Regions from separate parts of the Homo sapiens genome. Here all the other regions are linked to region 3. Evidence: chromatin loops called from intact Hi-C (ENCODE). Cell type or tissue: PC-3. All regions are shown on one strand. Region 1 overlaps LOC105378305 (a long non-coding RNA gene). Region 2 overlaps PRKG1 (protein kinase cGMP-dependent 1). Region 3 has its middle 18 kb from the start of LNCAROD. Region 4 has its middle 22 kb from the start of DKK1. Region 5 has its middle 62 kb from the start of LNCAROD.

Evidence for each region. Peaks named below come from ENCODE experiments on the same cell type or tissue, not always from the same donor. Only the 100,000 strongest peaks of a DNase experiment are listed, where the experiment ranks them.
Region 1: a loop joins it to region 3, with 8 times the contacts of the local background. A loop is called at or near these places in 6 of 110 quality-filtered maps.
Region 2: it touches region 3 in a loop (14-fold over the local background); 3 of 110 quality-filtered maps call a loop at or near these places.
Region 4: a loop joins it to region 3, with 2.6 times the contacts of the local background. A loop is called at or near these places in 5 of 110 quality-filtered maps.
Region 5: a loop joins it to region 3, with 4 times the contacts of the local background. A loop is called at or near these places in 2 of 110 quality-filtered maps.

Annotation. Positions count from the first base shown.
Region 1 is chr10:52,727,385-52,732,384 of GRCh38, forward strand. The region is part of intron 1 of LOC105378305 (a long non-coding RNA gene); the gene reads right to left. Among named protein-coding and RNA genes, the nearest start is that of MBL2, 43 kb to the right of the region's middle. In PC-3, a CTCF peak has its summit at 2,321 (motif pointing left); a DNase peak (open chromatin) is centred at 2,317; H3K4me3 peaks cover 812 bases.
Region 2 is chr10:52,213,962-52,218,961 of GRCh38, forward strand. All of the region lies in intron 9 of PRKG1 (protein kinase cGMP-dependent 1), which reads left to right. The region is part of intron 1 of LOC124902425 (a long non-coding RNA gene); the gene reads right to left. Among named protein-coding and RNA genes, the nearest start is that of PRKG1-AS1, 98 kb to the right of the region's middle. In PC-3, CTCF peaks have their summits at 1,972 (motif pointing left) and 2,177; DNase peaks (open chromatin) are centred at 1,990 and 3,080; H3K4me3 peaks cover 387 bases; H3K27ac peaks cover 2,002 bases.
Region 3 is chr10:52,486,400-52,491,399 of GRCh38, forward strand. No RefSeq gene overlaps it. Among named protein-coding and RNA genes, the nearest start is that of LNCAROD, 18 kb to the left of the region's middle. In PC-3, a CTCF peak has its summit at 2,684 (motif pointing left); DNase peaks (open chromatin) are centred at 592, 2,392 and 2,682; H3K4me3 peaks cover 946 bases; H3K27ac peaks cover 4,180 bases.
Region 4 is chr10:52,333,528-52,338,527 of GRCh38, forward strand. No RefSeq gene overlaps it. Among named protein-coding and RNA genes, the nearest start is that of DKK1, 22 kb to the left of the region's middle. In PC-3, no CTCF peak of the experiment used is centred here; DNase peaks (open chromatin) are centred at 1,244 and 2,334; H3K4me3 peaks cover 1,000 bases; H3K27ac peaks cover 3,374 bases.
Region 5 is chr10:52,406,468-52,411,467 of GRCh38, forward strand. It overlaps the pseudogene THAP12P3. Among named protein-coding and RNA genes, the nearest start is that of LNCAROD, 62 kb to the right of the region's middle. In PC-3, no CTCF peak of the experiment used is centred here; DNase peaks (open chromatin) are centred at 2,934 and 3,644; H3K27ac peaks cover 1,056 bases.

The DNA of each region.
Region 1 (5,000 bases), 240 kb after region 3:
CACGTAAACAGGAATTCTTTCAGGTTACTTTAAAGCAGGGTAATTTGACAAGTTGTATACTTTAGTGAAATATATCTTTTTTTTTTTTTTTTTTTTTTGAGACGGAGTCTTGCTCTGTTGCCCAGGCTGGAGTGCAGTGGCACGATCTCTGCTCACTGCAAGCTCCACCTGGCTAATTTTTTGTATTTTTAGTAGAGGTGGGGTTTCACCTCATTAGCCAGGATGGTCTCGATCTCCTGACCTCGTGATCCGCCGGCCTCAGCCTCCCAAAGTGCTGGGATTACAGGCATGAGCCACCGGGCCTGGCCTGAAATATATCTTAAGATCAAATAACTGCAAACCAACACTCCCCCAAAAACCTAAGAAATGTTTTCACTGGTTATATCATTAGTAATAATTTTGTATTGTTATTTTGAAACTGGTTTTCAGTGTAGCAAGACAAAACTATAAGTAATGCTATTATCATTACATTAGGAATTAAGATTTTCATAATAAAAAGGGATATAACCATAAAATCAGGGAAGTTAACCTGAAATTTTGTATTTGTAAATTTGAACTTGAAATTATTGGTGTAAACTCATGATATATATGTTAAAAATATGCATTTCTTAGCTCTATTCACTAAGACATCCTGGACACAATGACCAATGATTATTCAGTAGCAATGAATAACATTAATGCACAGATGATTCTGGTCTTTCCATACCATTTCCCACTAAATCAAGACAAAGGTTATTGGAAAATGATTGAATCCAGTACTGGAAGAGGAAATGTACAAGATAAACTGGGAATATTTTGTGATAACAGAAAGCTACTAAAGATTACTGGGGTCATGGTCATGTGTAAAGAAATCAGGAGACAGCATGAAATGCATCCCAATAGTGAAAGATGAGACAAACTGAGAATTGGCAAGAATAACAACTGTGATAAATTAAAACTATCAAGTATTTTTAAAATCCCATGAGTTCATAATTACACCTCAAAAGCAAACAAATGAAGTCTTTAAGGAAACTTTGTAACATACTTTGAGAACCCAATCAAACTGGTTAAAAAAAGGTATGGAAGTTAAAATTGTATCCTATATTTTCTGTATGAATTTTAGCTCAAATACAATAAAATTGTAGGTAAGAAAAATTTTTCTCTTCATACAATTATCTAAGTTAATAAAAGAAGAAAGGATGATAGAATTAGCATATCACTATTTTGAAAACCCTTAATAAATTACTAGGCAAAGGCAGTAGTCATCAATGGCTGATAACAATCATAAAAAGATATAAAACTAGACACTGTTCTCCTCCCAGTAAAAGTACACAAAAACTTAGGATGTAATTCTGCCAGGAAATTAAACTTGAACCGTATCAATCCTCTAGGCTTGATAACAGTTAACTGAAAATAAAGAGAGGAAAATGCAAAATGACTTTACAGAGTTGCAATCTGCAAAAATCCAGACTGTAAGAAACTACAGGAATGCTTATCAAACTTTAACATGAACATAAATTGCCCAAGGATCTTGTAAAAATAGAGATTCTGATTTAGTAATGTAGGGTGGTGCTTGAAATTCTATATATTTGTAACAATCTCTCAGTAGTTGTCGATACTGCTGGTCCATGAACCACACTTTTGAGTAGCAAGCCTCAACGAAGTAAAATTAAGGCAAGGAAAACAAAGAGAAGTGTTCTATAAAGTAAAAGTGACTCTAGAGACATAATAATCAAGTGTAATGTGTGTACATTTTTTTCCTAGATTCATTGAACTAAGCGTGAAAAATTATGAGAAAGTGATAACTTGATATTTGAAAGTATTCTTATCGTTTTGAGATACACACACAATTTATGGCAGGATTGAATATGATGGTTAGAACTGGGTTCAAAATCATCCAGTGTATATTGGGGGACAGGGGAGAGAAAATATTGGAGAAGTGACAGGGATTATTGAGCTCATCATGTTATTTTTCTCTACTTTTTATGTTTCAAACTTTCCAAAAGAAAAACTGTTTCAACTGGCTCCGCAAAATCATTTGGCATATTTTAGTAAGATTTCAGTTGACTTTTTACGTTTCTCCTTACAGTCTTTACCAATTTGCTATGTGTATGCGAAGAGATTTTCTTGGAAGGTCTGTAGCTTTCATTATGTTTTCAAAGATGATTGAATAAACAGGAATACAACTAATAATACTTACATTCAGGAAATGACCTCCTTGGAAAACCAACAAATTGAATAAAATCGTAAATATGGTAATTTTATTAAAACACGTTTCTTGCTGCCCAGTGAACATCTTACATAGATCGCTTAGAGTGTAATATCTTAATAGAAGAGCACCCTCTGCTGTCTTGACAAGAAATATCACCACAAATGGGGAGACAATTGCATTTTCGATTTTTCCAGTAATCAGTTATGGCAAATTAAAATCAAGGTATGACAGCATAGTCAACTTTTCATTTAAACCCAGTATCATGGGGATTATGGAGATAAAATATACATGGTCTTTGTGCTTACATCTTATTTTTCTCTTCCGATTTTTCTCTCCCCTGAGGCCTTTGTGTGGAATCAATACAGTTCCTATGATTCTATAACCTGATTAAAAACACTCTCTGAGACTCTCAAAAATAATTACTCAACCTGGGCAACATAAGGAGACCCTGTCTCTGCAAATAATTAAAAAGTTAGCCAGGCGTGGTGGCTTGCATCTGTGGTCCCAGCTACTCTGAGGTGGGAGGATCACTTGAGGTTGGGAGGTCGAGGCTGCAGGGAGCCATGATCATGACACGACACTTCAGCCTGGGCAACAGAACGAGGCTCTGTATTAAAAAACAAATTACTTCCCTCAAAAAAAATTTTATATGGCAAGCATAATTTTATTTTATTTTATTTTTATTTTTGAGAGTCATTTTATTTTATTGTAGGTGTTGAGAGCTTGGGATATTTTGAAAGAAATAGTGCATTTAAAATGTAGACATTCATTCAATGAGTATTTTTTTTATTATACTTTAAGTTTTAGGGTACATGTGCACAATGTGCAGGTTAGTTACATATGTATACATGTGCCATGCTGGTGTGCTGCACCCATTAACTCGTCATTTAGCATTAGGTATATCTCCTAATGCTATCCCTCCCCCCTCCCCCCACCCCACAACAGGCCCCAGAGTGTGATGTTCCCCTTCCTGTGTCCATGTGTTCTCATTGTTCAATTCCCACCTATGAGTGAGAACATGCGGTGTTTGGTTTTTTGTCCTTGCGATAGTTTACTGAGAATGATGATTTCCAATTTCATCCATGTCCCTACAAAGTACATGAACTCATCATTTTTTATGGCAGCATAGTATTCCATGGTGTATATTTGCCACATTTTCTTAATCCAGTCTATCATTGTTGGACATTTGGGTTGGTTCCAAGTCTTTGCTACTGTGAATAGTGCCGCTATAAACATGCGTGTGCATGTGTCTTTTTAGAAGCATGATTTATAATACTTTGGGTATACACCCAGTAATGGGATGGCTAGGTCAAATGGTATTTCTAGTTCTAGATCCCTGAGGAATCACCACACTGACTTCCACAATGGTTGAACTAGTTTACAGTCCTACCAACAGTGTGAAAGTGTTCCTGTTTCTCCACATCCTCTCCAGCACCTATTGTTTCCTGACTCTTTAATGATTGCCATTCTAACTGGTGTGAGATGGTATCTCATTGTGGTTTTGATTTGCATTTCTCTGATGGCCAGTGATGGTGAGCATTTTTTCGTGTGTTTTTTGGCTGCATAAATGTCTTCTTTTGAGAAGTGTCTGTTCATGTCCTTTGCCCACTTTTTGATGGGGTTGTTTGTTTTTTCTTGTAAATTTGTTTGAGTTCATTGTAGATTCTGGATATTAGCCCTTTGTCAGATGAGTAGGTTGCGAAAATTTTCTCCCATTTTGTAGTTTGCCTGTTCACTCTGTTGGTAGTTTCTTTTGCTGTGCAGAAGCTCTTTAGTTTGATGAGATCCCGTTTGTCAATTTTGGCTTTTGTTGCCATTGCTTTTGGTGTTTTAGACATGAAGTCCTTGCCCATGCCTATGTCCTGAACGGTAATGCCTAGGTTTTCTTCTAGGGTTTTTATGGTTTTAGGTCTAACATTTAAGTCTTTAATCCATCTTGAATTAATTTTTGTATAAGGTGTAATGAAGGGATCCAGTTTCAGCTTTCTACCTATGGCTAGCCAGTTTTCCCAGCACCATTTATTAAATAGGGAATCCTTTCCCCATTGCTTGTTTTTCTCAGGTTTGTCAAAGATCAGATAGTTGTAGATATGCGGCATTATTTCTGAGGGCTCTGTTCTGTTCCATTGATCTATATCTCTGTTTTGGTACCAGTACCATGCTGTTTTGGTTACTGTAGCCTTGTAGTATAGTTTGAAGTCAGGTAGCGTGATGCCTCCAGCTTTGTTCTTTTGGCTTAGGATTAACTTGGCGATGCGGGCTCTTTTTTGGTTCCATATGAACTTTAAAGTAGTTTTTTCCAATTCTGTGAAGAAAGTCCTTGGTAGCTTGATGCGGATGGCATTGAATCTATAAATTACCTTGGGCCATTTTCATGATATTGATTCTTCCTACCCATGAGCATGGAATGTTCTTCCATTTGTTTGTATCCTCTTTTATTTCCTTGAGCAGTGGTTTGTAGTTCTCCTTGAAGAGGTCCTTCACGTCCCTTGTAAGTTGGATTCCTAGGTATTTTATTCTCTTTGAAGCAATTGTGAATGGGAGTTCACTCATGATTTGGCTCTCTGTTTGTCTGTTATTGGTGTATAAGAAAGCTTGTGATTTTTGTACATTGATTTTGTATCCTGAGACTTTGCTGAAGTTGTTTATCAGCTTAAGAAGATTTTGGGCTGAGACAATGGGGTTTTCTAGATATACAATCATGTTATCTGCAAACAGGGACAATTTGACTTCCTCTTTTCCTAATTGAATACCCTTTATTTCCTTCTCCTGCCTAATTGCCCTGGCCAGAACTTCCAACACTATGTTG
Region 2 (5,000 bases), 270 kb before region 3:
AAATACCTTTTTAGAAAATAAAATGTATATGTTTCAAAATTTGATGAGCATTTACGATGTGGAATAAGCCTACTTTTTTCACAGTCTGGCAAATGGGAGAGTCCTCATTTACAGATCCCATCCAATATGTCAGCCATTCTCCTGGGTTATTAAGACACTGAGATGAATATACACCCTCCCCAAACTCTAGGATCCCCTACTCTACAAAGGAGTGTGAATACATAAGTATCCAACTTGCTGACACCCAAAAGTGCAACAGTAGCATAGAGGAAGTAAGGGTTCTGCTTGGAAGAAAAGAAAGTAATAAGATTTCAGATTACCCACCAGGATATAACTTGGGTGCACATCTCTCACTGTTCTCATTTAGCCCAAAATCCACAGCAGCATGAAAATATGCAAACAGAGAACAGTATGCTGGTGTCATTTAGATGCACAAACTTTGATATCACACATACAGTGACATCTAAGGAATCATCACCGCACTAACATTCAATTTCCTTACCTATAAGATGGAGGTCATAGATAAACACATCTCAGACTTTGGAGCGAGATTGAGAGTATGTATGTATAGCACTTTGTGTAGTAGCTAGCATGCAGTAAGTACAATTACTCTTGGAAATTATTTTTATTTTCTAAAGAAATAGTAGCTATGGCTTCACAAACAAACCATTTAAGGATTCTTTAATAGCCCTATGAGACTAGAGCATGAAGTTTGAAAGGAGTGGCTGTGAAGAAAGAGGCCAGATAAAGATTACACAGCGAAGTTCCATTAATGCCCCCCAAAGGAATTCCAACTTGATACAAATGTAATGAGGAAAGCCCAGCTAACATGACTATGTGCTTTGGAAAGTTAAATCTAGAGACAATAGGAAGAAGATATGGAGCAGGTAACCAATCAGGAGGCCTTTCACTGAGGGAACAGTTTCTGCTATGAAAGCAGTAGGCCGGTTTTATAATTTGTGGGTCATTTTGAATATTGTCACGGTTATTTATTATGTAACTTTAATATGCATTTTAAGAGTTTCTGCAATAATTCACATGATTTTTTATGTTAAAATAATGATAAAAGTTTTTTCAAAAAAAAAAAAAAATGCCAGCATGAAGATGCCATTTTGGAGAGATGTATTATTCTAAATACAAAGTCTATTTTGGGCCAGGCATGGTGGCTCATGCCTGTAATCCCTACACTTTGGGAGGTGGAGGCAGGCAGATCACCTGAGGTCAGGAGTTTGAGACCAGCCTGGCCAATGTGGTGAAACCCCATCTCTACTAAAATACAAAAATTAGCCGGGCATGGTGGTGGGCACCTGTAATCCCAGCTACTTGGGAGGCTGAGGCAGGTGAATTTCTTGAACCTGGAAGGTGGAGGTTGCAGTGAGTCAAGATCAGGCCATTGCACTCCAGCCTGGGCGACAAGAGCAAAACTCCATCTCAAAAAAAAAAAAAAAAAGTATATTTTGAAGCTGACTTGCTATAAGCATTCTATGCTATAAAGCGAGATATACAGGCATTTAGATAGTTAAAGCAACAAGAAAATAAAAGTATTTTCTTTTGTGCATCTCAGGTCAGTGTACTTTTCAATATCACCTCAATATTTTCTCTTTTCCCCATGGGAAGATGTCTGAATACACTTTGGTGGTATTCATACATTCATACATGTTTCAAAGTGAAACAATTTCCTTGTGAAAATTTCAAATCATGAATTTGGATGGATAACTTTAAAATATGAAAGGTGAAAGGAATGAAAATATATTAATATACATTTTTATAATAGTAATGTTAGAAACATAACTTTTGGTTTTGATCTCATTCAGAATATAACTGACAAGAGGTAGATGATAAGGTAGATATTTACTAGTTGTGCTCTAAAAGTGAAAATGTCATATCTAATTGAATATCTTAAGCATAGATTATGTTTCACATGAAGAACAAAACCACAAAGGCCTAACTTGAAGGCAAACATTGTACTTTTGTGCCCTCCAGTGGCCATCTGGAGAATATACTCATCCTCATAGAATTGTTCAAGAAACATAAAGTGGCTAAGGAGACAATGGCAAAGGAAACAAGCAAACTGTACACCCAGAGACCCTGAGGCTATTACTTTCTCATAAATTTACTGAAGTAAGAAGAGAGCTAGCAGACTTGGGAGATTCTTCAGACTGCTTCCAAGAATGCAAAGGAGCTATTGGTTTGGACTACAGATGGTTCTTTTGATCATTCTTGAATATACTCTTCTTAGACACTTCTTAAACAAGGATTGCCAAGCACAGCATGGAAGCTTAAATTTTCATTTCAATCAAAAAAATTATGCATGGAACACAAGTGACACTAAGCTTCTCACTCTGGGAGAGGTATCACTTCAGTCAACAGGCTCCTGGGCTGGGGATCTTTTGGGAAACCAGCAGATAGCTACCGGAATGCCAGGGAAATAATTGCACATGGATTTTGCAAGAGACTCAAAATCAAATCACACTGGCAGAGCAAAGAGTTTTGACAATAAGACTTTAATTGAATAGTCAGAGTTAGATGGAACATCCAAAATAGAAAAATACCTGTTTATTAAAATGGACATTACCTATTTTCTCATCTTTACCTTTTAGTATTAGCTTAGCCCCAGAATTAGATGCAGTTAATACAGCCAGGTCTGCAGAGCATTGTAGATAGATTTTGATTCCTATTTTAAATGTGGCTGGAATTTCTGATGCCATTTCTTGCATGGTCCTAGAGGGAATAGAGCCTTTGGTTTTTATACAGTCATAGGTTTTGGTGCGGTTTTTTAAGATCAGTTTGTTATCTTTTTCTGAGAATTAAATGGATCAAAATGTCTCTAAATTTTAAAAATAAGTTTTGTTTAAACCCAGTGACTGCTTAACTATTTGCATAATACTTCTGAAAACTTTTTAGTTTTTCACAAATGGAAGCTTTCTTTTACTAGGCAGACAATTCTGTTTAATAAGTGAGTTCAGCTCCTGCACCACCGTGAATTTAATAGCCTGGAGATCCTGTTTCACTTTCTGAGAGAACAGATCCTATAAATTGCATTCTATGTGCCATTCCACTTCCTGTCTGATGGTGATGCGGAAAAACAGCTGTTGTGTGGGAACTGTTCAGAGCTGTGTTTCTCAAACCACAGGTCATGGAAGGGTGGTTAAGTAGGCCCTGTTTCCCTTTCTTCCAAAATAGCACCCAAGGCTCTTCTGACCTTGCCTCCTTCCACCTCTTAGTTGTAAGCCTACTAAGGAGTAAGTTTATCCTACTTCCTTTTGTTGTGTTTATTTTTAATTGGGGAGGAATAAGTACATATCCTGGGAGAGGCTAGAGTTATCCTGAGAGATGTGCGGGGTAAATATACATATACACACACACGTACACATTTATATATCTATCTATCTATATATATATATACACATATACACACACACACACTTATATATGTATAAGTAGAGTTCTCTCTTTTTTAGATTAGTGTCAAATGAATCTCATAGTCTAGGAACTAAAGCAAACCACATCACTCTAATTTTAGTACACCCTACCGTCAAACAATATTTTCACCCTGTCTTCAAATGGTACATAGAGAGATTTAGATTTAATTATTCAATATGGAATAATAGAAACTACAAGCAAGCATTAACCCAGGTTTACAGTTACTCAAATAGCAAGGATTAAACAATATACAATGGGTTGACAAATGTGCTGTCTCCTACTGGATAGGAGACAATGGAAACAAGTTTCATTGGTGGCTTGGGCAACTGATGCAAATGTACTAGCTGGGAGATAAATCAGACCTCAGCCCTGTTGGTAGTATAGACATCATCACAAAGGATATTTTAATAATGACACTGTGGCTAGCCTTTCTTTTCCTTCCTCCGTTACTCTCTACTTATAATTTGCATAATAAATGAAACTCCTATTTTATCTCTCATTCCAATGGCTTCTCTTAGGAAATTAATGGTTTAGAAAAATAGCTTACAGCTGGGAGCCGTGGCTCACACCTGTAATCTCAGCACTTTGGGAGGCCGAGGCAGGTGGTTCACAAGGTCAGGAGTTCAAGACCAGCCTGACCAACATGGTGAAACCCTGTCTCTACTAAAAATACAAAAATTAGCTGGGCGTGGTGGCACACGTCTGTAATCCCAGCTACTCAGGAGGCTGAGGCAGGAAAATCACCTGAACCTGGGAGGCAGAGGTTACAGTGAGCCTAGATCACCCACTGCACGCTAGCCTGGGTGACAAAGCGAGACTCCATCTCAAAAAAAAAAAAAAAAGAAAAATAGGTTACAGTTTTTTTTTTGGTTTTGGGGGAGTGGGTAAAAACAGAATGAACTAAGGCGTCTTAACAGCTGACATCCATCAAAGGGGCTGCTCTTTTGCCTGGCATTGAGGTAGCAAGCACAAGGCCATATAGAGAGACAGAATCCAAGAAATTCTCATAAAAAGCAATTAGATGACAACAGAAGGGACAAGCAGAAATTATTAAATGTTTTTAGGCTTCTGGTTAAAAAAGATATTTTAAAACCTTATCAAGTATGACCCAATTTCTTTTTGATTCAACATAAACTTACCCAACTGTATGAATAGTCGCAATACAAAATTTTGGTTCACAACAGCCAAGGCAGTATTCTCCAACCTGAATAGAAGTCTTAACTTCTAAACAATTTAGACTTTTAAAAATTATATAAATTCTACACTCATTACTTTAGAAAATTGTGTTGCAAAAATCAGTGTTTATTCTGGATTCTTAAATTAAAAATTTATAGGGATTAGGATACTTTTTCAAGGTAAATTTCCCTTTTGATACCTTCAAAGTGTTTGATGAGCAAAAGAGCCATTAATGTTTTCAGGGCCTCCCATGAAATGAAATTAGTGTTTATGAGTCTTATCTTCATTAATTAATATTTTAAACTAAACTGTTTAACCATAATATAATGTTAATAATTTTTCTGAAACAAAATATAAGAGAATATTATGACCAGTTTCTGTGTTGAACCAAAGCTAAATTC
Region 3 (5,000 bases):
TTTTGTTTAGAGATTATTTTAGAGCCAACAAGCAGAAAGACAAATACAAAATGGTAGGTGGCCCAGCTAAAACAGTGGCTAATTATGGAGATTTAATGGTTGGAAAATGTATATTCTTGTCTGTACAAAGTTAAAATGTATGTGGATCATCATATATATAGCTTTCTTGAACAACATTTTTCAAACTGTGACTCCTGGTTAGGATTTTATAATAGATATGAGGGATAAAGAATTGACTCAGGTCCTGGGACTTCAGGTGGCTTGTAATCTAATCAAGAATGGAGATATGATTGATGTGAGCTAAGAACTAAGTGTTTTGGGGGAATCATATCATATTTTAAGAGAGACATTGACCAGGAGAAAAATATGTATTATTTGGGGGCATTCTAACCAGATAGTGAACAGTGTGAGAAGAAACCAACTCTGTTTAACCCAGAGAAAAATGAGGACTTAGAATGACTGGAGATATGTAAGATGCTGTCTCACCAGGCAGCACTATCTGGGAAATTATTATGCTGAATATTTTTAGAATGACAGAATTACATGGGTATGTTTCTATCATGTGCCTTTCACTCCAAACCACAGCTGATTGAGTAATGAATCAGCAGCTGAAATCTCATCAGGTTAGAAATCAAATATGCTCCCCAGATTTAAGTGCTACTAACTCATTTCCAATTGCTCTGGTCAAGTTTGCTGTTTCATGTGTCTTGGGTTGGCTTCGCTGATAAGCAGACCTAGGAGCTGGTATGCCTCAGATGTACCCTATGTTCCTGTATAGCACTTTAGCTTTAGTATTCCCTACTTTCTTCCTGTTATTAGTCCAGTATATGGGACAGGGATTCTGCTTGCTTCCATTTATTCAGGATTAACTGCCTTTTCAATTAGTTGTCTTTAAACTTGAATGTACATCAGTAAAATCTGGAGGGCTTGTTAAATCTGGAGGGCTTGTTAAATCTGGAGGGCTGGTTACTGGGCCCTACCTTCAGAGCTGCTGATTCAATAGGTCTGGAGTAAGGTTGGGAAATTTGCAGTTCCCAGTTGAAGCTGATGCTGCTGGTCTAGGGAATCACACTTTTAGAAGAACCACTGTGATTTGCCTAGACTGTCTTTGTTAATTCTCAGAGGATCCCTGTGAAATAGGAATAATTATCTCCCCATTTCACAGAAGAGAAAATAGATGTTAAAGAAAATTTATTCCAAAATACATAGGTTAGATGGGGTAGAACAGAAGGTAATCAGACTCCAGAGCCAATGGTCCTAACAGAGCATCCAGCTTACCTGGTAGCTTTGCTTGTGTTCTAGCTACTCCTCTAGAACGAGGCGGTGTCTGGAAACAACTGGCAGCCAGCATCCTTGGATCTTGCTTTGCTCTTGTTAACCTGTCTTTTCAACTTGTATCATAAATCCTCGTTTTAAAATGCCGGTACCTGAGCCATAGTTGATTCTGCTGTCATGTTGGAACTCTTGCTTAGGACTTCTTTGCTGCTGTCACCAAAGCTGCTAAGTAGCCTGGTTACTTTCCTTTGTCACCCATGGTTTTGTTGTTGTTGTTGTTGTTTTCTGGCCCTATAATTTTTCCTATTGGCTGGTTATTTGTTGAGACCTCAAGCTATCCTGAGTCAAAGTCACGCATGGCATAATGATCTGTGTCACCTTCTGTGTTTTTTCTTTGAAAAATGACATAAACTCCTTTATACCCTTTAACCCATCACAGGTGCATTTGATGCTCAGGAAGCAGGGAAAAAGAAAGAGTGAGTTTTAAAAATATGAGTGTTTCTTTAGCTTTACCCAGAGGGGAGGGTGCTTGGCTGACTGATGGCACTATCTCTGTCTATAAAATCTTACTACCACAGAATAACCCAACATATTATCATGCCTAGGTTGATACCACTGTCACTGAAGATTATTTACTAACCACTGTTAGGTTTGTAGATACATCAAATGATCTGAATTTAGATCTTAAATTCTTTTGCCCAGCTTCCAGCATATTTGTTACTCCTAAATTGTGAATAAATGAATGACTGTCTACTTTGGGGAAAATTTAATTCCCCAACATAATTAATGTGGCATAGTTAGTCATTTCTTCAGAGTAAATTAATACATTGACACCCTAATTTATAAATTATAATTTTATGATTTTGTTGGCATAAATCGGTTTCCTGGAGCCTGATTTAAGTTATTATAAATCTGCTGTGTCGAGATTCAGACTCTGCTGCTGGTAATAACCCCTTTCAACAATCTACAGCTCCATTAGAAAAACATCTAACTCTGTAGAGTAGTGAGCCTCAACTCTGGTTATACATGAGAATTTCATGAGAAGTTTTTTAAAAATATGGATGCCTGGGCCTCCTTCCAAGAAATTCTCACCCTGTTTGACTGGAATGGGGCCCGGACATTGATAAAGCTCCCCAGGCAATTGTAATGTGCAACTAGGATTGAGATCATTTTTGCTTTGTCTGAAAATGGTAGTTATGCTTAGTGTTGGGGCTGGTCAAATTTTGAAGAGAGAAGATATAAGCAACTTTATATTTGCTTTTTTCTTTCTAAAACAGATGGCTTGATAAATGCTTATTTTTCATGATAAAGAAACCCAATAGTTTTATGAACAATTTTTTTTTTTCTCAGTTTTTAAAATTCTAACCCTAGGGCCCTGAAAAACAGACAAGAAATTGTGACTCTCTTTCTCCACCTGGTGGCAGATAGTGTTATAATCTACAGAAAATAGAATAATAGGGAGAAATTATTGTAAATCTCAAAAACCCAACAAAGTAGCAGTGTTGGTCACAGGACTGACTACTGATTTCAGGTGCCTTCTCTGGCAGAGGTTAACAAATTTCTACAAGCCAGCCAGAGTACTGATCCATCAATTTCTGATATTCTTCCAAGACCCTAAGTTTTATGCTACTTTTGAATTTAAAGCTATCAACGGAGTACAACAAGAAATGCTCTTTTCTTCCCCACAGTACTTTCCTTTCTGCATGAAGGATTGCTGATTTGGCTAATGTCAGGTGGCAGTGATCTGCGGGGAAGAGGGATACAGAATGGTTAAGAATAACTGGCTGGCAGTAGTGGCTCACTCCTGTAATCCCAGCACTTTGGGAGGCCAAGGTGGGAGGATCACCTGAGGTCAGGAGTTCAAGACCAGCCTGGCCAACATGGTGAAACCCTGTCTCTATTAAAAGTACAAAAATTAGCCGGGCATGGTGGCGGGCACCTGTAATCCCAGCTACTCGAGAAGCTGAGGCAGGAGAATCACTTGAATCCGGGAGGCGGAGGTTGCAGTGAACCAAGATCACGCCACTGCACTCCAGCCTGGGCAATAATAGCAAAATTCTGTCTCCAAAAAAAAAAAAAAAAAAAAGAATAACTATCCTTTTCAGTTACTAAAAAGAACAATAAACATATTATAAAACATGCATTACCTGTGGTTAATTTCAAAATTACCAGTCTCCAATTATCAGTTACCCATTACCAGTAACCAACGTAAACTGTAATGATTCCTTTATAGAGTTTATTGCTTAAACTGTAATATGAGAGGGGAGACAATATCAGAAAGGCAGAAATGGCTATCTTTGAATGCTTAAATATTCAATTAACCACTGTATGACTTTAATTGAAGAATTTAAACTTTCTGAATCTCAGTTTCCCTGTGTGTAAAGTGGGGAGAATACTCATGTGAATTACATAGGCCAATTCCTATCCCATGGTAAATAGCCAGTAAATTAATTACTACAAATTCAAGCTATGGCAGTTGCCCATATTTGAAATGTGAGTACAACAAGAAACATAGGCTTCTAAAATTTTTATATTTTACTTTGATGTATTATATATTGATTACCTAAGAGCATGGGCCCCGAAGGTAAATTTCTATGTGCAAACCTTGGTTATTCTGCTAATTAGCCATGCGATCTTGATCATTTAAATTCTTTGTACTTCAATTTTTTTTCATCTATAAAATGGAGATACTAATTATGCTTACCTCTTTGTGTAATTACGAGCATTAAATGTGCTATTATATGTAAAATTGCTTAGAACAGGACCTAACACACAGAACATTTTTAGTAAATGTTAGTTATTATAATTGCCTTTGTTATTGTTGTTCTATGCATTGTGTTGTATTCTTTACCAAGTAGTGATAGGTTCCAAGACAGTAACATTGTTTGAAATTGTTACATAGCTTAGTAATGTAGTGAAAAGGAAACATGCTGAAAATATTGTTATATCTGAGTGTGTAAACAAAAAGAAGCCAAATTTTAAACTGCATTCTAATATAACTTTTATTCTGACAGATAGTTTAGAACTTTAGATAGTCTTTCAATAGTTTACTGTCCCTGTCTTTAGGTACAATACATGGATCTTAAACTAAAATCAGTTTTGGAATCTGTATCTGACACCTTTTTGTTTTCCCTCTCCTCCTGCTCCCTCCTTGCTTCCAATTACCTGCCGATAAATGGTTTTAAGCATAGTGGCAGGGTAAGACTGATAGCATTCTGGATGAAACAGGGATGTGTAGGCCATGAGAAACCATAACCTTATCTCACTAGTCTCTTTCTCCTTCACAAGGTTGACATTTAATCCATACTGGCTAAGAATTGAGGAAATCACTTTATATTGAATTTCTTATTGGATATCTAAATTTTTATCAAGATCAATGGCAGTAGTTGCAATTTGTTGTTGATATACTCACATTTCTTTGCCTTATGAGATCTATTTCAAATATATGTCCTTTAAATTTGTATATTTACCTAATTGAAACAAAGCATGCATATAATTATATGTCTACAGATTCCAATTTTATAATGTGGACAGAGTGAGTAAGGGCAGCAATTTTATGTGAAATTGTTTGTACATTTTGTAATAATCTCCGCATGTTCTAAAACACAGAAAAAACATAACCAAAGAAACAGTAACTGAAGAGGAAATGCATTTGTTTAATGCATTCTATTATCTTTGATTAAAACATTCCTTCCTTATGATGTGGGTAATTAAGTATTTATTCA
Region 4 (5,000 bases), 150 kb before region 3:
CCTTGCTATATTTGTGTCTACAGGCAAGTATTTTACCAATAATTCCTGTAGGCAAAAATTCTGCTTCATTATAAAATGATATATTGTTATGTAGGCCTTCCATAAGTTAAACTTTTTGTTGATATGCCTCATTTTATTTATTAATACTGATATCTTAGTTTATAAGAGATACTACTCTGGAAAGATTATAAGATGCATTTTTTTTTAAAAGAGTCCCCCAAAAGCAAACCTCTCCTAGTTTCTAAAAAGTAGTGAGGCTTTGTTATGTTTTAAAATATGCTTACTTTTGAACTTTGTTATTTATTTTACTTCACCTCCTTTTATTTTATTTTTTGTAGAGACAGGGTATCACTATGTTGCCCAAGCTAGTTTTGAACTATTGTGCCTCATTTTATTTTAATTCAGAAGCAATATATAAATATGTTTTTGTTGTAAAAAATTGAAAAAATATAGTTTGAAATTCTTTATGATTTCTTCTACCCAAAAACCTTCATTTCCCTAGTTATAACTTTTAAGCATTTAATAGCTATCCTTTCAGTACAAATGAGACAGTCTTATATTCAACGGCTCTGAATTCCTTTTAATACAGTGAATATGACTTGGAGCATTTTCAAAGTGATATATGAAAGCTTGGCCATCTCTTATGTAAAGGCTGCATGCTATTCTATAGCTCAGATGTTCCTGGGTTATTCTTCATTTCCATCTTGATTGATCATATGCATGCAATTTTGCATGTTTTCAAACAATGTGGTACTAAACATTCTTATACATTTCTTTATGTGTTCATATAAGTTTTGCTAATGGGTCTTTCACTTCAACAGGTGATACATATTGCTAATTGCCTTCCAATAGTCTCTGCCATATTATACTCCTACTATCAGTGTTTGAGCAGGTAGTCAATTCCTTGCATTTTTCCTAGTGGTAATAATACCAATCTTTAATTTTCAAAAAATGAATAGGTGAAAATAGTTCACATATTGTTTTTATTCACTTTTCATTGCTTATTAATAAAGTAAACTTTCTTTAAAGTGCTTATTGTCCATTCATATTCCTTTTCTGGAATACACAATCTTTTTCTACCAGGAACCAATACGCAGTCCTTACTATAGTATCAGATTGTCTGATGATATTTATCTAGATCTCACAATCCTATTTTTAATAATAATAGTAGCCTTCTTCAAAGAGGGCTTCCTGTTTCAGAATCACCAAAATGCTTATGTAAAGTGTAAATTCCAGAGTTTCTGGGTGAGTCATAATACCTGGGTGTGAGGACAGGAAATCTGCCTTTTAAGTAAATCCCTCAGAAAATTCTATGAACACTATGTTCATGAGGAGTAAATTAGACATGCTTTGGATTTTCTTTTTTTAAACAAAATAAAAAAGCAAAGTGAAGAATATGTTGGGTTAAAGAAGACATAAATTCTTTAGTTTCCATGGGAAAAAAACTGACACAAATTAAACTTAATGATATTCATAAGATCTCTGCAAGTGGCAAACAAGTTGGATACTTTAAAATGTACATTTAAAAATGTTATAATAGCTTACCTCCTGTAAGAGCTGCTCAAGTAATTGCTATTTGTTTTCATAATTAATAGGAACATTCTAATCTCACAGATGATCTTTCTTTTTTTTTCCAAAAAAAAAAGTTGTCTGTGCAGCATGCTCATTGCTAGCAGGATTTCCATCTATGGAAAAGAGGTCCTGGGAAGGCAGGAAGGGGCACTGAGATCTGCATCCATGATGAGATGACATGCTCTGGCCCAGACAGACAAGAAAGGAGAGCTGGGGGACATCTGCTTAGCAGAGACATCACTGAGGAACAAGAGCCAGAGGGAGTGGACAGGGGAGACAGGATGAAGCAGGAGACACTAAGAAAACATCATTACAAAGCGAAAACAAACAAACAAATAAACAAACAAGCTGGGAATGGTAGAGAAAGAAGTGGTAAGGAAAATACATTAACAGTACATTAAATATTTTCTTAATGCTAAATAGTTAGTTCCCAGGTAAATAATTTTATAATTATGGACCCTTCATTGTGATTGGGTTCTGTAATTTTTGAACACTTTTGTAACATCTGACACTTATTTGTATTTGTTTCATTTCTTGCATGACGGTTTTGTGCACTCTTGGTAAGTCATTATTTTTATTATTACAGATATTTTTACTTTATCCTAGAAATTAAACTCTGACATTTCAAAAAGTTGGAACAAGCTTTTGAAATAAAAGTGGCTTCTGATAAATGATTCACTGCTGACATTATTATAATCTTACAGTGATTTCATTTCCTAGTCCTTATTACTTTAAATGTATTTCCCAATGACTCAGGTATGATGAATGCCCTGAATATATTCAATAGAAAATATTTACTAACTGATTGTTTCGAATAAATTGTTAAGTCACCATCTTTAAGGTATTATATGAACTGTGAGAAGGCTTTAATTACTATAATCAGTATTTTTTAAAATAACTGGCACTTACAGAAATAATCTGCTGATTCTCATATTCAGCTCACCTTTAAGCTTTTATCTCCCTTCCAAAATAGGAAGCAACAACTCTTAGATATGATATAGGATACTAGAAGTATGGTTAGAAGCAGGATGTGGGCCAGGCGTGGTAGCTCACGCCTGTAATCCCAGCACTTTGGGAGGTGAAGGTAGGTGGATCACCTGAGGTCAGGAGTTTGAGACCAGCCTGGCCAACATGGAGAAACCCTGTCTCCACTAAAAATACAAAAAATTAGCCAGGCGTGGTGGCGGGTGCCTGTAATCCCAGCCACTTGGGAGGCTGAGGCAGGAGAATCGCTTGAACCCAGGAGGCAGAAGTTGCAGTGAGCCGAGATGGTGCCATTGCACTCCAGCCTGGGCAACAAGAGCAAAACTCCGTCTCAAAAAAAAAAAAAAAAGAAGCAGGTTGCAGAATGTTGCCATGAAAAAAGAGAACAAAAGAGTTTATGATTTCTCAGGATTTTTTTTGAGAAATACCACAATGAAACATATTTTTTTTTTATTGAAGAGGTCTTGTTGGTCAGGCCACACATATGCGTATAAACTTAAGGAAGTTCACAGATTATAATTGCATCCACTTATTACTTCACAGCTATAAGAATGTCTCCAAAATATGTATTGATTCTCTTACTGTTTCTTGAATTTCTATGATGTAAGTATGTTTAGTGATGACCTTGAACTTCTAATTATAGGCTGCAATCTTGATTGTTATTTGGCCTTCATTATTTGTTTATAAAATAAAAGCTGCTAAATTGCCTTCAAATGCTTCCAAGTTAAAAGCATTTTAATGGATATTACCTATTCCTGGATTTAAGGCCTAAACCAAAACTAGCTACTCTAAAATTTATTTGTTAATTCTCCCTATAATTTTTACTTTATAAGAGCTCATACTAATTCCTATATTATCGTGAAAAATAATTCTCTTCAACTAAAACCAAAGACAGTTTATGGATAACTCTTTGTTATGTAATAAAGGGAAAATAATAGGAAAAATTATAACTGTAATTAACTCCTTGTGGTCTACTCCATCTCACTAAATCGAAGAGTGAAAATTGGAACTTGGAGGAACATACAACGGTGGTAATGTAATTGGAAAATCCTCCTATATGGTGTAGCAGAATAAAACACCAGCTCAGATGTTATGGAGACACAAGTTCAAATCTTGGTTCCACTTATGGTGCTTTGTGCAGCGTTTTATTAGCTGCAAAGAAGGAGGAGGAGGAACCTACCTGGCATGATTACTGTATGGAATACATAACAATTATATAATTTAAATATCAATCTGATTACTATTTTTGCACCATAATCATGCTGATAGTGATTATAACCACTGATCATTATGGGTTTCCTATGAATAAGGTACATATAGCATTGCTTAAATTGCTGAATTGACATTTTTACATTGCATTCTTATGACTGTGCTATAAAGAAGATACTCTTTATTGGCTCCATTTTACAGATGAGGATATTGAATCTCAGAGATATCAAGCAAATTGCTCAAGCCCCACAGCATGAAAGTGGTAGAAACAGAATTCAGGTATAAGCATTGTGAGTCCAAAGACTGAGCTCTTAAGAGTTAAACTACACTGCCTCCTTTATTTAATTGCAAAGATCACAAGCATGTGCTTAACACAGCAGCTAAGCGAGAAGTTGATTAAGTGAGGAGCCTCAGCAGTGTAGGATGAATGGATGAGAGTGAAAATAATCTAAGAGGTGGAAGATCATTTAGGAGGCCATTGCAAATGCTGGAGCAGAGAGTCTGAGCTAGGAAATGAAATGATTTTAAAGACATTTTATTGAAATTGTATCGCCTTAGAGTTGGTTGGCTGCCTATGCCACAAGACTGAAGAGAATGGGTACTTAAGTCCATGGTACACTTTATTTGTACCTATCAATGTAACACCCATTGGAGAGTGCAAGGAAGGAGGCTGGAGGGAGAGGAGGAAAGAGAGGAATGGAGAGAGCTGCCAAAAGTTTAGAAAATAAAGTTCCTGCCCTTCACATGGCTTAACATTTCATTGAAGAATCAGTGGACAGAGATTGGAACATGTGAAATGATTGGAGAACAATTGAAGATCACTGGGAATTGCGTGAGACCTCGGCAAAAGGAGAAAACAAAGATAGACAGGTAAGGGGTGGGAAGCCCGGGAATTATGGAATGATAACACTAAAAAGCCCTCAAGACCTGTAATGTAATCCGCTCAGATTGTGGATCACTGAGACTGAATACCAACCAAATCCTAGGGTTTCAAAGCCTCTGCCTGCCTTGTCTCTAGTATCTTCTCTTCCCTGCTTTGCCTTTTGACCTACCATAGTCTGTTCACAAACACAAATTAATTTTATCACTGTTTGAAGAAACCTCTGGGTAAAACAAGCTTTTTGTTTTAAAATGATCCAGCTGCTTGGCATTTTGAAGGCTGCTTTAGTGTTTTCCAGGTGTACTCTGTATTGGCAGACCATCGCCAGTGAGGCTCTTTGAGAATCACCAGAGGA
Region 5 (5,000 bases), 80 kb before region 3:
CCCCTCTTTCCTACTTGTATGCTTTTATTTCTTTCCCTTGCCTGATTGCTCTGATTAGGATTTCCAGTACTATGTTGAATAAAAGCAGTGAGAGTGGGCATCCTTGTATTGTTCTTGTTCTCTAGGGGAATGCTTCCAGCTTTTGCCTGTTTGGTATGATATTGGCTGTGGATTTGTCACAGATGCCTCTTTTTATTTTGAGGTACGTATCTTTGACACCTAGTTTGTTGATGGTTTTTAGCACGGACTGGACGTTAAATTTTATCAAAAGCCTTTTCTGTGTCTATTAAGATGATCGTGTGGTTTTTGCTTTTTGTTCTGTTTATGTGATTAATCACATTTATTGATTTGCATATGTTGAACCAACCTTGCATCCCAGGAATAAAGTATACCTGATTGTGGTGGATTAGCTTTTTGATGTGTTGTTAGGTTTAGTTTGTTAGTATTTTGTTGAGGATTTTTGCATCTATGTGCAGCAAGGATATTGGCCTGAAGTTTGCGTGCATGTGTGTATGTGTGTGTGTGTGTCTGCCAGATTTTGCTATCATAATGATGCGGGCTTCACAGAATGAGAGAGGAAGGAATCCCTGCTTCTCAATTTTTTGGAGTAGTTTCAGTAGGATTGGTACTAGCTCTTCTTTATACATCTGGTAGAATTTAGCTGTGAAACTGTCTGGTCCGGGGATTTTTTCTGGTTGGTAGGCTTTTTATTACTGATTCAATTTTGGAACTCACTATTGGTCTGTTCAGGGTTTCTATTTCTTCCTGGTTCAATCTTTGGAGGTTGTATATTTCCAGGAATTTATCAATTTCTTCCAGGTTTTCTAGTTTGTGTGCATAAAAGTGTTCATAATGGTTTATGAGGGTTTTTGTATTTCTGTAGGGTTGGTAATTTTATTCACTATTCTAAATCTTTAAATCCTGAATATGTGGCCAGTTCTAAGGATCTCACTCTGTTGCCCAGGCTGGAGTGCAGTGGCACAATCACAGCTCACTGAAGCCTTGACCTTTCCAGGTCCAAGAGACCCTCGCACCTCAGCCTCCTGGGTTGCTGGGACTACAGGCACGCACCGCCACACCTGGCTAGTTTTTTAATTTTTTTGTAGAGGTGGGGTTTCACCATGTCACCCAGGCTGGTCTTGAACTCCTGGGCTCAAGCAATCTGCCCACCTCAACCTCCCAAAGTGCTGGGATTGCAGGCATGAGCCACTGCGCCGGCCTATTTATATTCTTAATGTGTGTTTTCTTTTTAGCTTTCCTCATTACATGAAGTGTTGGACATACTCTCAGTTAATTGCTAGAAGAAATGTTATTATTGGACATGAAGTACAGTAACAGCTCATTTATCTGGTAAATTTGGCTACTTAGAAGGAAGCAGAAAAGGCCTCCGTGCAGCTAAAACAGCCCTCAATTATAACTTATCTATAGCTTCCTTTTGGGTTCTTGCTTAGGTCTTAATTTCCATCTTTCATTCCTTTTCCTCTGTGCATACCTTGTGTATTTCCTTCTTTTCTTCTCTCTTTTATCAAACACTTATTGAGTGCTTATAAAGATGTGAGCATTGTGCTAAGGGTTGAGGAGACAGTGATGAACTAATCTGAATATAATCTCTGCTTGTATGGAACCAGTAGTCTAGTGGGAAGGTAGAATGTTAATTGAATTATTGTGTTAGGAAATGTTTAAAAAACATGTGAGGCAAGTGTTCTGAAAAAACTAAGTGGGGCTGGGCACGGTGAGTCACACCTGTAATCACAGCACTTTGGGAGGTCAAGGAGGGTGGATCAAGAGGTCAAGAGATCGAGACCATCCTGGCCAACATGGTGAAACCCCATGTCTACTAAAAATACAAAAAATTAGCCAGGCATGGTAGCGGGTGCCTGTAGTCCCAGCTACTCAGGAGGCTGAGGCAGGAGAATCACTTGAACCCGGGAGGCGGAGGTTGCAGTGAGCCAAGACTGCGCCACTGCACTCCAGCCTGGCAACACAGTGAGACTCCATCTCAAAAAAAAAAAAAAAAAAACTAAATGGTCATGTAGCATAAAAGTTAAGGGGGCAGGGCTTTTAATTGCCTTTATTTAAATCACACTCCCAGTTCTTCTTTGTTTTGTGACTTTATACTACCTACCAGCCCTTTTGTGCCTCATTTTCTTCATTTGTGCTACAGTTTGAATAGTTTCCCTCCAAAATCCAGGTGTTGCCAATGTGATCGTATTAAGAGGTCGGTCTTTAATAAGTGAATAGGCCATGCGAGCTTCCTCCTGGTTAATGAGATTAAGGCCCTTAGAAAAGATGCTTCCTGCAGCATTTAGTTAGCTTGCCCTTCTGCGAAAGCATGAAGGATGTAGGAAGAAGGCCCTCACTAGACCAAATGCCGGCACCTTGATCTTGGACTTCCCACCTTCCAAACTGTGAAAAATAAATTCCTGGTTTTTAATGAATTACCCATTCTCAAGTTTTATGTTAAAGCAGTACAAATGGCCTAAAACGGGAATGATATGGTCTGTAAAATAAGGTTTATGTGAGGATTAAATAGATTATGTGAGGATTACATAGATTAATACAGGTAAATGCTTAGAAGAGAGCTTGTTGTGTAGTAGCTCAGTAAAGATACTTAACAAGGGGATTTGACTTTGATGTAGGTCTGGAAAGTCCTTCCTAAGAAAGTAAGGAGGGAGCTGAGGCCTTTGGCACATGCCCCTCCTCCAGGTTCACAGCAGATCAAAGGAAACTGGCTGACGATTCTTTTCTTTTAGCAATTAATTTCTTAGTCCATAGAGTAATAGCTAACAACAGGAGAAGAGAGATACACTATACAAATTAAACACATGAGTTAGAAAACATAGAAAGTCCTGAGTAACTTTATGTAATATGGCAAATACTGTTATTAGCCCTGCAGGCATCACTGACATAATAGAATAAATATTGTCTTGGTAGTATGCATTTAGTTACAAGTGACAGACAACCCAGCTCAAATAATGTTGCCTGATGCAAGTTGGAAATCCAAAAGGGAAACTTCCTGGATTTTTTAATTTAGCAACTCTATGATGGCATCACAGGCTCGTTATGTTTGTTCTGTTCTGTATTCTAGTTTTGTAACAGGCACTGTACTAAGGCAGTTTCATCTGGTGACTCTTGTGGTTAAACCATGGCTGCTAAGTTTATGGGACATCATCAACCATTTGCATAAAGACTTAGATTTTTTTTTTTAATTAGATGTCCCTAGCAAATACCTTTTGCAGTCTCATGGGCCTAAATGGAATAGAGAAGCCCACTTGTGAAACAATAAATGTGGTCATAGCAAAGTACAATACATAGTACCTTAGACACATCCCCTCCAATTTCAAATGCCAAGGAAGGTGGGATTAGGAGGTACAACCTCCCAAACCTGAAGTCTTCACTAACAGATGGAGTAAATACATTTTAATGGATACATCTGCAGTGTCCATCACACTAATGCTCAAAACGATTATTCTAAATTATATAAATAAATGACAGTAAGTACAATTTAGGAATAAAATCCTTGAATTTCTTAAAATTCAGCTTAAATGAGAAAAGCTTTTAGTCAGATATTTGCATACGTGGAATGTTTCATTTCCTGTCAATGCCTCATTGACATGTCTCATTGTTCATAATTGAGTTTCATTGAGAAATTCCTGGGATTATTCTGGCCAATAAACCAGTTTCATGAGATGATATCTGAAACAGTGACAATGATGTTCTTTTGTGTCTTGTCTAGTTATTCATAAAAATAGCATGACATTAGTGGCCTCAAAACCTTAAATTATGGCAATTGCCCCTTCTGGTATAATCTTGACTTTATAGCCCATGATATTTGGCTAAATTGAATTAAATAGAATAACTATCAGTTTTGGGGAAAGTCTGACAAACTGAACATAAATAGGACAAAAGCATATATAGGTTCAAAGTAAGAGTTACTGGTATCTTCTCTTTGCCTTTTAAAATGGATTTGAAGTTAACTGTGCATTTGGTGAAAATATTTGCAACAGGAGTAAAGTGTTATAAAAAGGCAGGATTATTTAAGAGAGAAAATAGATAACTAGCAAGGGATAAAAATATTTTGGGGTCATGGGGGATCCATTTAAAAGCAAATTTGCAATTGCTGTAAATGTCTCTTTGGTGGCCAGCATTCCACAAATGCTGCACAGAAACACACTCATTTTCAATGTTCCACAGTTCCAGAGTTATTTTAAAAAGATACTTTCTCAACACATGAAGAAGCTTAAAGTTACAGCATCAGGAAAATATCCTTGGTAGATCCATGTGTTTATCATTTACTTTAGAAATATTTGTGCCTACAGTTTTGTCTTTGAGAGCTGTATTTAGGTGGTCCTGACTGGGCATTCTATATCTATGGGAGATTTTAATTTTCTGGGGAAAACTTTCACAAACATTGAAGTTAACCCAATGTTTCTGCCTTGCACTTAATTGAGATATTTTGGGAATGAGCAGTCAGAATATTTTATTTTATAAGTGGCATAACATAATTAAAACTAAAAATGGAAAGTCAAACTATAAGAATTTATCGCCCCCGCGCGCCAGTCCTGCCGAGCTGGCCAGCCGGCCTGGCTCCCCTCCCTGGCCCCATGGGCGGGCGGACTGCCCAGAGGAGGAGAGGAGGGGGCTGAGCCGGCCGGCGGCGGGCAAGGATGCGGAACTTCTGCGCTGCCCTTAACTGCACGCGGAAGAGCACGCAGTCCGACCTGGCCTTCTTCAAGTTCCCGCGGGACCCGGCCAGATGCCAGAAGTGGGTGGACAATTGTAGGAGAGCAGATTTAGAAGATAAAACACCTGATCAGCTAAATAAACATTATCAATTATGTGCCACACATTTTGAGACCTCTATGATCTGTAGAACTATACATTTTGCAGAGGCATCAGAAAACTAAACAATTGGTTTATTTTATTTCTCAAAACTAATTGAAGCAGATACTCGTGAAGTCATTGGGAGAGTCCTTACAGGACAGTTCTTCGAGATAATG